Regions from separate parts of the Homo sapiens genome. Here region 2 is linked to region 1. The links are chromatin contacts, found by Hi-C or POLR2A ChIA-PET in ENCODE. All regions are on one chromosome and are shown on one strand. The core of a region is the stretch at or near the end of the contact, and the rest is flanking DNA. Distances in the headings are between cores, read along the strand shown.

Evidence for each region. A loop is a pair of places that touch in the nucleus more often than their neighbours do. ChIA-PET counts read pairs that join two places held with the same protein, here RNA polymerase II (POLR2A).
Region 2: a map with no recorded cell type shows a loop between it and region 1 (3-fold over the local background). The contact joins two enhancer-like sites. A Hi-C loop is called at or near these places in 1 of 37 single-sample maps with no recorded cell type. POLR2A ChIA-PET finds 5 or more read pairs at or near these places in 1 of 52 experiments (HEK293).

The regions. Positions count from the first base shown.
Region 1 is chr4:184,228,892-184,231,591 of GRCh38, reverse strand. No RefSeq gene overlaps it. Among named protein-coding and RNA genes, the nearest start is that of ENPP6, 12 kb to the right of the region's middle. Within about 2 kb of position 1,376, at least 3 of the 41 ENCODE cell types and tissues checked have a DNase peak (open chromatin) inside an H3K27ac peak, as active enhancers do.
Region 2 is chr4:185,109,333-185,112,032 of GRCh38, reverse strand. No RefSeq gene overlaps it. Among named protein-coding and RNA genes, the nearest start is that of SLC25A4, 33 kb to the left of the region's middle. RefSeq lists an enhancer at 1,915-2,553. Within about 2 kb of position 1,357, at least 6 of the 41 ENCODE cell types and tissues checked have a DNase peak (open chromatin) inside an H3K27ac peak, as active enhancers do.

The sequences.
Region 1 (2,700 bases), core at 127-2,626:
CCTGAAATAGCAGCATGATTTCTAGGACACTGAAAGCGGGGGCTGGTATTTCTGTTTTCCTGTTCATATGGTGGTAGCTTGTGGCAACAGTATAAAAACATTTTACAATTCACTGGCTTTCAGCTTTGGAATTATGTAGTGTTTTATTTTTTCTGGGGTATTTGAATTCAAAATTTGCTTATACAGTGATTTTATTATAATTTTTGTGACACTATTTTAAGGAAATAACAGTGCATAAATGCAAGCACATTTAATTCTAGATATCAATGTTTTCATCTATAAACAGAGAAAAGTGAGAATGGCCCTACCTATTTGTATTGAGGTTCAAAAAAAATGAAAGAGCTTTGAAAACTATATACATGATTTCTCTAATGGAAAGATTTCCCTAATGGAAAGATTTCCTTATTTTTGCATATTGGAAACAATGCTTAGAATAAAAAAGACTTCCTTTTTTTTTTTTTCTTAAGATGGAGTCTTGCTCTGTCACCCAGGCTGGAATGCAGTGGCATGATCTCGGCTCACTGCAACCTCTGCCTCCTGGGTTCAAGCGGTTCTCCAGCCTCAGCCTCCCCAGTAGCTGGGACTACAGGTGCGTGCCACCACATCCAGCTAATTTTTTTCTTTTTAGTAGAAACCAGGTTTCACCATCTTGACCAGGCTGGTCTCAAACTCCTGACCTCAGGTGATCCACCCGCCTTGGCCTCCCAAAGTGCTGGGATTACAGGCATGAGCCACCATGCCCAGCTGGGACTTTTGTTTTTTAAAAGCAATTTATACTCGGAGGTGGAATTATTTTCTCTCACAAATGCCCAGGTTTGGGACCCACAGGATGGAAGGCAGGAGGGCTGAGCATTTGTGTATCTGGAAACCTCACCTCCTCCTGGGGGCTAAGGGCAGGGTTTAGTGATTTGCTGTGCCGAGCAGTGCGGTCTGTCTCCTCATCCAGGAGCTGCAGTGAAATGGCCCCACATTGCCCTCTCTGAGAAGGACTAGGGGACATTCTTTGCAATGAATGGGCCTATGTAGTCCCTCCAGTATCTGGGCGGGTAGAGTCCAGGGAGAGAAGGTGGAAGCTGACAACGGGCCCACATCTCTCAGATCCAGTGCTGCTTTCTGGGCTTTCTGGCTGGCCGGGGGCTGGCAGGGAGAGAGGGGCTCTGCGGTTTCGTGCCCAAACCCAGCATCTTCTGGGGACCTCACCCGTTCCTTCCCCGAATTGTGCTCCAGGTCTTAGTTACAGGAAGAAGCATTCAGCAGTCTGAGACTCTCTAAGTTCCTGCCCCCAGGAAACAGTGGTTACGGAAGCGGAGTTATTGCGTAGCTCCCTGGTCCTAGCCACGGTGCTGGAGGCTTGGCTTCCAGCCAAGCAAGAGTCCCACAGGGTTGAAGCCACCACAGAGAGGCTGCCCCGTGCGATCCAGAGATCATAGACTGGGTTGTTAGGGACTCTCTTTTCCTCCTTTCTTCCTTTGATCATACGTACTTGAAGCAACTCGTGAATTTGTTTCCCTTCTGAAGAATACATCTTCCAAGAGAATGTTCATTGTGTGTGTGTGTATGTGTGTGTGTGTGTGTGTGTGTGTGAGAGAGAGAGAGAGAGAGAGAGACAAAGAGAGTAAAGGGGTCTTGAAGGCTTGAGAACATTTTCATCAGACCCCTCAAATTTTCATGACAGTTTTAAGGCTAGCTTAATTCTTGTTCTTGTGTATACTATCTGCTTTTTATCTCTGGAAGCTTTTAAAATGTTCTTTGTGGCTTGCTGTCTTCAGTACTGAGGGGAGGGTTTCACTAGTCCTCCACTGGTTCTCCATCTATCATGCAATTCACAGAACAATTGATAGAACAAGCAGACTGCCCTTACAATCACCCCACTTCCCCCCAAATTCTAGGTGATCCCCCATCCCAGTGTGCCCGGGAGTGATGGCTTTCCTGGGACATGGGACTTTCAGTGCTATTACCAGGAAACTCTTAGGCAGATCAGAACAAGTTGGTCACCCCACCATACTACTTTTCTCCACTGGGCACCAGAGACCCTGATCCACTTAACAGATTCATTTATTCAACAAGTGCTTAGGGAGCCTTATTTTGTTCCAGGCTCTTGGAATACACAGTGAATAAAACAAAGATCTTTGCCCTCACTGAGCTAACATTAGAGCCAGAGGTAAGTGGACACAGACCATAAACAATAACCATAATAAAGAAGTCATCTATATAGTGTATTAAAAGGTGATAAACCTATTAAATATTACAAACCATAAAAAGCATTATAAGCTTTTCAGGATGTGCGGTTGCAACTTTAGATGGGATTAGACCTCATTGAGAAGATGACATGTAAACAAGGACTTGAAGAAAGTGAGGGAGCTATGTGGATGCGGGGGGAAGAGCATTCCCAGGTAGAGGAAATAGCCAGTGCAAAGGCCCAGAGGCAGAGAATATCTGGCTTGAGCTACTGTCAACAAGGAGGTTATTGCAAGTGGGACACACGCATGATTGAGATTAGTAGGAAAGGAGGTCAGTGTAATGGGAGGCAAGGTAGTATAGGGCTGGTTGACCACAATGAACACTCGGTTTTTTTTCTTTTCTTTTTTTTTTTAGACGGAGTCTCGCTCTGTCGCCCAGGCTGGAGTGCAGTGGCGCAATCTTGGCTCACTGCAACCTCTGACTCCTTGGTTCAAGCGATTCTCCTGCCTCAGCCTCCCG
Region 2 (2,700 bases), core at 108-2,607, 880 kb before region 1:
TAACATTGCCGCCACCTCTTCTGCCATCTGATGCAAGAGATTAGTATAATCTTAATATTTATGAAAATATTTATAAAATGTGGACAAGAATCCTTGTACCAAAATATTAATTCTACTCATTCTAGACTAAGAAACAGAAACAACCTTTAAAAATAGAAGAGTAGTTAAATAAATCATGGATTATCCATACAATGAAATGCCAAGCAGGTATTAAAAATGATTACAATGAATTTTTAATGAAATGGGAAAACCCTAAATATGAAATATTAAGTAAAAAGTCTTAAGCCAAAAACTATAAATACAACATTATTAACAACAGGCTATGCCCGTGCTTGTCTCACCGAGCCCACTGTCACAGCCTCAACCAGCAGTGAGCCCCTTCAATCCATCCTCCACATTGAAGCCAGAGAGGTCTTCTTAAATTGAATCTAACCTTGTCCACTCTACACTCAGGCTCTCTAGTGACTCTCCTACTGATGTTCAGACTCATTGACATGGGTTCCAGGGTAGCAGAGGGCTCTGGAACCCATGTCAAGGAGCCTACCCGCAGGAAGATGTTCAGGCTCACTGACATGGGTTCCAGAGCCCTCTGCTATCCTGGTCCTGGCACCGCCTCAGCATATGTGGGTGTCCTATTCCCCCATCTTAAGCAGCGTGCTTTATATTGCCTAGACTTTTGCACATGTTCCGAACAGAAAGTCCGTGCCTTCTTTTTGTCTTCATATCTTCTTCTCAGGTGGTCCGAGTGCAGTCACAACCAGTTAAGGATTTCTTTGTTCCTTCTCCACTCCCACTGCTTCACTTGACTAGCCGAAAAAAACAAAAAAAAGACATCTTCTTCTCATCCTTCAAATCTCAGATTAGCCCTCATTTCCTCAGGAATGCTTTCCTCATCTCCACCAGGATCTCCTCACCCCTTCTCCATGCTTTTATTCCTCTCTGCGTGTCCCCTTACAGTAGAACCTATTGCCTATTTTTTTTTTTTTTTGGGGGGACAGAGTCTTGTTCTGTCACCCAGGCTGGAGTGCAGTGGCATGATCTCAGCGCACTGCAACCTCCGCCTCCCGGGTTCAAGCAATTCTCCTGTCTCAGCCGCCTGAGTAGCTGGGATTACAGGCACGTGCCACCATGCCTGGCTAATTTTTGTATTTTTAGTAGAGATTGGGTTTCACCATGTTGGTCAGGCTGGTCTCGAACTCCTGACCTTGTGATCCACTCACCTTGGCCTCCCAAAGTGCTGGGAGTACAGGCATGAGCCACTGCGCCCGCCGAACCTATTGCCTTTTAAAGTAACTGCTGATTTCCTTACGAATGAAAGCTGGATCTATGCCTGTCACGTTCATTATTTGCTGCCAGGAAACAGCGCCACAGGGTAGGGCACTCATTAACTGTTGAAAAATCAATAGTGATAAGCTCCCATTGGTTAATAGAGATTTTCTCTCTGAGGTATTCACTTTTGAGTGGTTTAAAATTTCTTCTTTATTCTCATACTACAACAAGTTTTTTTTTTATTGTGGTAAAAAAATTCTGACATTAAATTTTACCACCTTCCTGTGCGCGGTGACTCACCCCTGTAATCCTAGCACTTTGGGACGCCGAGGTGGGCGGATTGCCTGAACTCAGGAGTTCAAGACCATCCTGGCAACATGGCAGAAACCTGTCTCTACTAAAAACACAAAAAATTAGCATGGTGGTGTGTGCCTATAATCCCAGCTACTCGGGAGGCTGAGACACGAGAATTGCTTGAACCTGGGAGGCGGAGGTTGCAGTGAGCCGAGACTGTGCCACTGCACTCCAGCCTGAGACTCCATCTAAAAACAAATAAAAGAATAAATAAATTTTACCACCTTAACCATTTTTTAAGTGTACAGCTCAGCAGTGTTAGGTGCATTCACACTGTTGTGCAACAGATCTGCAGAACTTTTTCATCTGGAAAAACTGAAACTTTTGTAAAACAAAAATAAAATTCTAAGTTTCCCCAAGTGATTGAATGGACCCTCTCTGAGCAAATGGGACTCCAGAAAAACCTGAAAAACTGAATTCCCAGCCATCATGGGAAGGGAGGTAGGACACACCTACACCTTCCCTTTGGAGTTTTGGCACAACTGACCAGCATTAACATTACAATAGACATGTTAAGCCTGACAAAACAGACTCTTTGTGGCAATAAGATACAAAATTCCAACCTGACTCTGGTATAGCATCATATGACAGACAGTAGACCTTGAGGAAAATAAAATTATTTTACCCCAAAATATATTTCTTTGACATATTTTGAAATGGTCCTGCAAAGTCTTCTGTGGGGGAAATTTGCATCTGTAGAGGATTTCTGTCAATGCAGCCAGGCCTTTCCTGGATCTAGGAGAGATTAACTAAGAGTCTGACACCTGTTTTTTTTGTGTGTGGTTTTTTTTTTTTTTTTTTTTTGGAGATAAACTCTTGCCCTGTCACCCAGGTTGGAGTGCAGTGGCATGATCTTGGCTCACTGCAACCTCCACCTCCTGAGTTCAAGCAATTCTCCTGCCTCAGCCTCCCAAGTAGCTGGCACTACAGGCATGTGCCACCACACCCAGCTAATGTGTGCGTTTTTAGTAGGGATGGGGTTTCACCATGTTGGCCAGGCTAGTCTCAAACTCCTGACCTCAGGTGATCTGCCTGCCTCAGCCTCACCAAGTGCTGGGATGACAGGCATGAGCCACG